Regions from separate parts of the Homo sapiens genome. Here region 1 is linked to region 2. A link is a contact called in ENCODE Hi-C data. All regions are on one chromosome and are shown on one strand. Each heading gives the region's core, a stretch centred on a gene start or an enhancer-like site at or near the end of the contact. The rest is flanking DNA. Distances are from core to core; before and after follow the strand shown. Region 1 has its middle 8.7 kb from the start of MIR4645. Region 2 holds the start of DUSP22 (dual specificity phosphatase 22).

Region 1 (2,500 bases), core at 1-2,500, 2.6 Mb after region 2:
GTCTGCAGCTTGCCTCCTGAGCCAGCAAGACCGTGAACCCACCAGAAAAAAAAAACTCCAAATACATCTGAACATCAATAAAGGACAGACTCCAGATGTGCCACCTTAAGTGCTATAACACATCATGAGGGTCTGCGGTTTTGTTCTTGAAGTCAGTGAGACCAAAACCCCACCAATTCCCGGTCACAAAAGGGTATAAAGTTTGAATTATGGGTTGAGCATTCTGGCTCACACCTGTAATCTCAGTACTTTGAGTGGCTGAAGTGGAAAGATAAGTTGAACACAGGTGGGGGAGGTAGCAGTGAGCTGAGATCACACCACTGCATTTCAGCCTGCGTGACAGACTACCTCAAAAAGTTTAAGGTACTCAAAGTTAACACATTTTGGAAATCTAAGGTACAGCATGGCTATGAAAGTTCATGAGAATGTATGCTTGAGATGTGCTAAGAGTAGATCCTGAATGTTCTCATCACATACACAAATGATAAGTAAATGTGGAGGATATGTTAATTTGCTTGACTATGGTGATCATTTCACAATGTATCTGTATTTATGGTTTAAATGTTTGTTCCCTCCCAAACTCATGTTGAAATTTAATTACCACTGTAACAGTATTAAGAGGTGAGACCTTTAAGAGGTGATCAGATCATGAGGGCTCTGCCCATATGAATGGATTAATGCATTTATCTGGGGAGTGGATTCCTTATAAAAGGACAATTTGGGCCTTCTTTTGTCTCTCATCCTCTCTTGCCTTCCACCTTCCACCATGGGACGAGGCAGCAAGAAGGCCTTCACCAGATGCCAGACCCTCAATCTTGGATTCCCTGCCTCCAGAACTGTGAGGAAATAAATTTCTGTTCTTTATAAATTACCTAGTCTGTGGTATTCTGTTATAGCAGCACAAAATGGACTAAGACATATATCAAAACATCACATTGTACATTGCAAATGTATACAATTTTTGTTTGTCAACTATACCTCAAGAAAGCTAGAAAAAATCAAATAGTCAAATGGATCTAAAGTGTTTCTAAGTAGCAAAAGTGCTTTACACATCTATTTTGTTACCATGTTCTATGTCATATTGAAGGTGGGCTTGCCTTTCCACCTTTGGAGTGGATCATAAAGTCCTTGAAGAATGGTCTTCCCACAGTATTCAGCACACAGGAGTACCCAAGACATTTGTGTAGAGTTCCTCTGAATTAAAGCTGATGTCAACAACACTTCAGATGTCACCAGAGGGTAGGCAGGGCTGCAGAGTCACCCACCTTCAAGGATGATGCTCCAGTCATACCCAATGTGAAAGGTGTCCCCTGGAGCCATGCAAACAAATGAGGTGGCCCCAAGAACAGGATCCTAACATCTCAGGAAGTCAGTCGGCCTTGCTTGGCCACAACTTGAGTTGCACTTAATTTTTAAACTACCATTAATCCCCCAAAACAGGTGGTGAGAAGGTATTTTATATATGAGTGTAACGGCTTTGTTCTCATTCTAAAAGAAAGCAGATGTTATTCAAATCAGATGACCACAACCAGATGACGGAAAGGGGAAGGCAAAATGTTTTAACTTATTAAAAATATAAACTTGACTCAGAATACTCACATGATTCAGCTAAAGAGAAAATCATCTCTGGTGTTTAGGCACTCATTTGCATTTAAAAACCCAAAAGGAATCATTGTGACGAATTGTTGATATTAATATTTGTATTAACTGTCTAGGGCTGCCATACATAACAAAGTACTTTAGGCTGGGCAGCTTAAACAACAGAAAGGTATTTATTGTCTCATTTCTGAGGGCTGAAAGTCTAAGATCAAGGTGTCAGTAAGGTGGGTTCCTTCTTGGGACTCAGAGGGAGAATATGTTCCAGGCCTCCCTCCTTAACTTGCAGATGGCCCTCCTCTCTCTATAGCTCTTTAGTGTTTTCCCTCTGTATGTGTCCGTGTCCAAATTAACCCTTTTATAAGGACGCCAGTCATATTGGGTGACCTAATGACCTCATTTTGCCTTAATTACCCCTGTAAAAACCCTGTCTCCAAATACAGTCACATTCCAAGATACTGGAGGTTAGGAATTTAACATATGAATTGAGGGGAGTGAAGAACAACCCAATCCAGCCCATGACAGTGTCCTAGTGTTTCAAGACAGTTTCTGCACAGATAGACATGGAGACATCGTTCTATCCTTACCTTGCTGATTTTAAGACTCCCTACCCCACACACAAGTTGCTGCTGTTGTTTATTTAATAAAACTGTGTAGATCACTTTCCTTTGAAACACTGATGCACAGCTGTGGAAGGTGGGGTATCTGGGATTACATGCCGACATCCAACCTCGCTGGACCTATCCGGCCCCAGGCATTGCACCAAGGACTGAGATACACTCGTGGATTTAATCATCCAAACACATCTCCTAGGAGGAAGGCCATACATGATCCCCCCAGGCTGAGGCTTCTTAAGGCTCCCCAAGGGGAGGTGGACTTGACACACTGAATACAGGATCACTCC
Region 2 (6,495 bases), core at 1-2,500:
GGCAGGTATGCAGAGAGCTGGGGATCCAGGTGTCTGGATAGAGAGCACAGCCCAGCAAGCCTGACAGGCTCAAGGAACAGACAGGAGACCAGCATGTGTGTAACTCGCTTAGCAAGAAGATAAAATGAAGTCAGCAGGGGTGAGCCAGGGCACGTCAGATTGACGCATGTACTCATTCAGCAAATATTTATTAAGCACCTACTATGTTCAGGACATTGTTGAGGATACATAAATTAAGAAGAAAAACCACTGGCTCAAGGATTCTGTCGCTGGAGAGAAACTTCAGAGTTTAATAACGTTGATAGAACACCCAAAACAATTCTGCTACAGTTTAGAAATTGATCCATTCCAGACAGAACCACAATGCAGACATTAAGGGACACACATCATCTAAGGCCGTGAGGTCTGAGGTCAGAGATCCAGCCATCTGCTCCCCCAGGGTAGGGAGGTCGGGCCTCCCCGGGGTGAGTCACGTAGCCCACCTCTCCCCACCAGGCGAGGCTTCTCGGTCTTGGTGCATGGGGCAGGGCCGCAGGAAATCCCCCAGCCTAAATCTGCCGCACTCAGAAAACCCAGGCAGGGGAGCCCCCAGAGACCAGGCCTCTGATTAGCACCTGATTCACGGAGGCAGCCAAGGCTGGGTAGCGACTGCTGGTAACTGGCCCCCGGAGTCGCCCCAGGGGAAAAGGCCAAAGGGGGATCTGGAGACCCCCGGCCGGGGAGCGGGCTCCGAGACGAGCGCAGCCGCCCGGTCAGGGCAGCGCCTGCGCGTCCGCCAGGCCCCGCCGCGCAGCCTCGGGTGTCCCGGCGGGGCGGCTCGGGCCGCGCACGCGCTCTGGCCTCCGGGGCCGGCCGCCTGGGAGCCCGAGCCTAGTGCCTCCCACGCCCGGCGGCCGCGAGCCGGGGTCCGCGAGGGCGGAGTGGGGCGCGGCAGCCAGGAACCCGACTACGAATCCCAGGGTGCGGGCGGGCGGAGCGAGGAGGGACGCTGGGCCTGCCCGGTGCGCACGGGGGCGGGGACCGGCAAGGCGGGACCATTTCCCGGCATAGGCTCCGGTGCCCCTGCCCGGCTCCCGCCGGGAAGTTCTAGGCCGCCGCACAGAAAGCCCTGCCCTCCACGCCGGGTCTCTGGAGCGCCCTGGGTTGCCCGGCCGGTCCCTGCCGCTGACTTGTTGACACTGCGAGCACTCAGTCCCTCCCGCGCGCCTCCTCCCCGCCCGCCCCGCCGCTCCTCCTCCCTGTAACATGCCATAGTGCGCCTGCGACCACACGGCCGGGGCGCTAGCGTTCGCCTTCAGCCACCATGGGGAATGGGATGAACAAGGTAACGTCTTCCCTCGTTCGCGCTGGGTTTGCCTCCGCTCCGACGCCCTGCCGTCTCGCCGGCGTCGGCTGCCCGACGACTCGAGCCCGGGGTGCCCTTTCCCGCGGTGGGGACGGGCGCGGAGGGAGGGGCGGCGCGCCTGGGCGGCGACCGCGGAGTCGGGGTTCGGAGGTGTTCCCGCCCCCACCCCACCCGGCTTCCGGGTAGGCAGCCCCCAGCCGCCTGCCTTGCCAGCCGGTGCGTTTTCGTGGCTGAAACAAGCCGCGCCCTTTGAAAGCGTTGACACTTGTTCTGCCGAGAGGTCAGCTGAGCTCCGAATGGATGTGGCTTCTTTTTTGCCCTCCTCTTCGCTCCCAAACTACGCTCTTGAAGCCACCACCGCCCCCCCCACATCATTAGTAAACGGGTGTCCTCTGTAATTTCCTCTTTCTCCTCAGATTCTGTGTGTGTGCCTGTGAGCACAGAGAAGTTTTTCTTGTGGACAGAGAAGTTAACAGAGTCCTAAGTCCTGAGCTGTTTCTAGATAGTGGGGAGGAGAGAAAAGATTCAGAGTTGATTAGGTTATGTGACTTCTGCAACAAGGGCAACCTGTTGCTGGCTGCTTGCGCTGATGAGGCCTTCTGGAAAATCTGTGTTGCTCCATTTGTCCCGTCCGTTTCTGGGCCCCACCCTGTGTTCTTTTGTTGCCCGCACCTCACTTCCCGGGCGGTGGGCTAGCCTTTCCCGTCCAGGGAAGTTGCCAGATTCCAGCTCTGGCAGCTGAGAGTTGCCGGGGTGTATTCATGTGAACCACAGGGTTAAGGATTTTGTTACTTGGTACTTGGCTGGTTTCGAGGAAGGATTGACAAGACTTTACAAAGCCCGCAACAAAGACAAGTACCTTTTTACGGGTCTTTGAATGGTCCTGGATTAGATGAGTCGTCTTTCTGCTTCACTTTTTCATTGCGCTCCACCCACCCACATCTCTACATGCCGTCAGCTTCCACACTGGGTGGGGATGGCAATGTGGCTGTGTTTTTTTTCATGTCCCTCAGCACTGGGTCAGCAGTGGTTTGGGTGTTGGGGCTGGAGTGTTGCAAATGCGGATTCACGGTAGGGCAGGGAAAACCTAGCTAACTTTTCACGTGCGCATGTCGTGTTTATTGTGTCCTGGTTACCCAGTTTGTGAAAGAACTATTGTGTGTTTGGGACCTGCATATCAATACTGGGGTATTTTGGTAAAGAGAATTGTATTCACTTTTTTTTTTTTTTTTTTTTTGGCGAGTGATCAAGTTTGGAAACAGACTGTCTCTCTCTTGGATAAATACTTGTATTATATTCCGATGAGCACTGGAATCCATCAGCACCACGAGCCTTCTGCTTTTTAAATTAAAACAGAACAATAAAGATGGTCATCATAAGTCTGTGGGCTCCGTTTGCCTTCCCATTGGTGGTGGTATCTCAGCTTTCCTTTGGCTGTTTCTAGTTTTCCCACTTGAGCTGTTCACTCTCCACCGTTTTCAGCATTTAATTTATAGTATTTGTGTAATACAATTCAAAAAATATATTTAGGAATACAGATGGTTGCCTAAGGGATCAACGTTATTTTCATGCTTTTCAACAAAAGCAGTAATATTCATATACTTTTTACCTTTCAAAATGGGTAATAAATTTCTTGACTTTTATTATCTTGTGAATAGAGACTCACAGTGTATCAATGAAGAAATACATGTATAGAGAGATTTAGAGACTTCCCTGCTTCAACACTTATTGATTATGTACATACTATGAGCCAGGTGTTGTGCTAGTGGGTGGGGAGGGGGCAAAGGGAGTACAGTGGTAAATGACCCAAAGATTCTTCACAGAACCTTCAGTACAGGTCAGCATTGTCCAGCACTAATATGATGCGAGCTATATATGTAACTTAAAATGTTCCGGTAGCCACATTAAAAAATAAACCGGTGAAATTAATTTTAATAATATATTTTATTTAACAATATATTAAAACTATTGTTTCAACATGTAACCAATATATAAAGTTATTCATGGAAGATTCCATGTTTTTTACTATGTCTTTGTGAAAGGAAAAATCTCGGGACCCCCAGATCACTTAACCTTCAAAGTCTAGTGTGTATTTTATGCCTAAATCACATCTCATTTTGGACTAGCCACATTTGGAGTACTCGATAGTCACTGTGGCTAATGGCTGCTGTGTTGCACAACACAGGGTGTGTATGTGTGTGGGGGTGAGAGAGAGAACAAACACAAGGTAGGGAGGAGTAGAGGCTCCAGAGGATAAAATAGGCAATTTCAGAAAAGTGGGGAAAGCAGAAGATGGGATGAAAGTGACCTAGAAGGGGCATTCAGCCCAGGCAAGGAATCCTGCTGCAGTAAACATGTTTAACGTGAGATCAGGAGGAACTACCCCAAATCACAAGGTTCATTAGTGGCAAAGTAGATCGCAGGAGGCCAGTAACTTAAGAACCTTAACTAGAACTTTTCCATATATTACTGTGTGACTTGGAACGAGGCTTCATCTGTAAAAAAAGAAGAATGGTTGATTTGCAGAATCAGCGGAAGGTGCTACCCCTAGAAATCCTTTTCTAAGAACATTTATAAATATGTGCAATGTCTTTGGAACTAACATAACTTGGAATGTGTGTGCCCTGAGGTTACTGGGACAAGATTTCTTTCCAATCTCGTACACATTGGTCATTTTTGGCAAAAGAGCATTTCTGGTCTAAACAGTGCACGCTGCATTCTGAGTGCTTTGGGACAGCAGTTTTTATCATTCACATCCCTGTGGTGGCTCTTCTTGTCGGTCCGTTCCGGGCTCCTGTACGGCGGAATATTGTGCCCGTTTCCGTTAGGTGTACGCAGCAGATTATACAGAAGATGGAGGGGAAAAAGGCTTTTATATTCTAGAAAATTAAAGATGAGGAAATAAAGACAGGACTGGGCGTGGTGGCTCGTGCCTGTAATCACAGCACTTTGGGAGATTGAGGCAGGTGGACTGCTTGAGTCCAGGAGTTTAGAACCAGCCTGGGCAACATGGCAAAACCCTGTTTCTACCAAAAATACAAAAAAAAAACCCACAAAAACAAAGCAATCAGCCGAGTGTGTGGTGGCTTGTGCCTGTAGTCCCAGCTACTTGGGAGGCTGAGGTGGGAGAATCACCTCAGCCCGGGAAGTCTAGGCTGGAGCGAGTCGTGATTGTGCCACCGCACTCCAGCCTGAGCGACAGAGCGAGACCCTGTTTCAAAAAAAAAAAAAAAAAAACCCAACAACAACACAGTTGTGAACCATTTTTTTTAACACTTTATAAAATCTCAGCCTCACGGTAGCCCTATGAGGTCAAACGACCTTATATTTGCCCAGATTGGGGAATGGAGATTTGGAGAGGTTAGGTAGCATAAGTAATGCCAGGCAGGGCAGAACCCAGTCTCCACTGATTTTGAAGATAGGAAAAGTCTTTCCTTTGAGCTGAGATGCTAATTCATCCCAAGTAAGTTTTAAAATTCCTAAAAAGTAACTTGAAAAGCTCCTCATAGCTTCGATTACTTGTCAAATAGCCAAAATCACCTCCTCTCTTCCTTTATGTTTGACATTGATAAGGAAGGGGGTAATTACAGGCAAGAAACTAAAACTTTTTTTTTATTGTTTTTGTTTGTGTGTGCAATTCCTAGGTAGATGCCCCACACTGGCCAAAATTATAATTGCCAATGAGTTTATGGTGTGTTTTGAGTACTTTACCACATAGAGTAAGCCACAACTCCATGAAGTAGATCCTGTTATTTTCATGCCTGTTTTCTGGTTGTACACAGAGGCTAAGGGAACTGCCAGGGTCACCCAGCTGGTGAGTAGCAGAGCCTGGACTCAAAGCCACAGTCTGGCTCGGCCACAATGCAGAGTGCCTCACCACGCTGCTAAGATATTAGTCTAGTAAATGTCTCTGGTAAGATTAGGGTTAAACTAAACAGGGTGTTGCATGCAAATGTCGTGTTCCTGTGGAGCCTTTGAAAACTCCTAGTTGACTCAAAGTTCTCTCGAGTCTGAACCCTCAAATCTTTTGGGGGAGAGCCTATAAACAAAACTCCTATCCTCACTGTCTACTTATTAGTCTTCAGTACTACAATACCCCATTAAAAACAAAACAAACGACTAGTCTCTAGCCAAACATTATGTCAGAGAAGGCTGCCCCAAATGCTTCTCATGTGCAAGAAGTCTTTATCTTGATCAGCCTAAAAGTGGGCTGAAGCCTTGCATTCTAGGGCAGGATATGAGGACCCTCTGGTTGGCATCTTGCCCTCCACTGACTGCCAGGGTTCGTTTAGCTCATCAAGCATCCGGCCTGCCTGGTCTTGTGGCCTCTTCCTTCCTCCCTGCTGTGTGTCCTCTGAAAGCACCCTGCCTGGTGGGAATGGCTGCCATCCCTGTCCTTCTCGGGAAGCCTCTCATGGTGCTGGGAGGCCTCACTTCAGTGGGTGCATCTTGTTTCCATGGGGAGCGCACTGTTGCTAAGAGGGGCTGGCTAACAAAAAGCCTGATCTGGGGCACCTCCACCACTGCTGCTTCATGGGTGTGATCCTGAAGAAGTCACTTAAATGTTTCTAAGCTTCAGGATTTTTTTCCTTCCTGGATTCATAGATGTATAGAACTAAGAAACCTTAGGTGGTTAGCTAATCCAGTCTCCTTACTGGCTGTAAAATGAGGGTAATGATACCTTCCCCAATTACTAATTGGGTTATTGGGAGAAGCAAATGGGAATTTATTAGAACACATTTTTCCAAACTGTGAAGTGCAAATACAGTCTGTTTTGAGTGTTCTTGGATGTGACTGACACTTGTTTGAGGATGGCTCTTGCCCTGTTAGGAAGATGAGGGAGTATAGTTGGGAAAGGATTATAATTCAAAGAGAATATGTTCCCTCTAGGCATAGACCGGTGTTCCTCAACGGCTACACCTGTAGACATTTCAGGATAATTACTTGTGAGACTGCCATGTGGATTATGAGAGGTTTAGCAACATCTCAGATCTTCACCCAATAGTTGCCAGTAGCACCTCCCCACCTGTGACAACCAAAAATGTCCCTGATGTTGGCAGATATCCCCTGGGGAGTGAAATCATCCCCAGTTGAGAACCACTATTGAGGGTTCTTCCTCTCAGAATTTCCTGAGGCCTGTGTGATCTGGA

What was found. A loop is a pair of places that touch in the nucleus more often than their neighbours do. Pooled maps may share reads with other maps.
Region 1: a loop to region 2 is called in a map with no recorded cell type, with 5 times the contacts of the local background. The contact joins the enhancer-like site here to the promoter of DUSP22 in region 2. A Hi-C loop is called at or near these places in 1 of 168 maps with a recorded cell type or tissue (GM12878), 5 of 37 single-sample maps with no recorded cell type and 5 of 50 pooled maps.

The regions. Positions count from the first base shown.
Region 1 is chr6:2,861,546-2,864,045 of GRCh38, forward strand. It overlaps the pseudogene SERPINB9P1. Among named protein-coding and RNA genes, the nearest start is that of MIR4645, 8.7 kb to the left of the region's middle. RefSeq lists an enhancer at 1,160-1,489. Within about 2 kb of position 1,251, at least 8 of the 41 ENCODE cell types and tissues checked have a DNase peak (open chromatin) inside an H3K27ac peak, as active enhancers do; they include GM12878, where a contact is called at or near this core.
Region 2 is chr6:291,237-297,731 of GRCh38, forward strand. DUSP22 (dual specificity phosphatase 22) reads left to right here and starts at 1,251. Exons shown (of 7, transcript NM_001286555.3): 1 at 1,251-1,324. The coding sequence starts at 1,304. RefSeq lists enhancers at 214-503, 430-930, 931-1,431, 1,724-1,983, 5,411-5,570 and 1 more and silencers at 614-1,633, 2,378-2,534, 2,414-2,473, 2,484-2,543.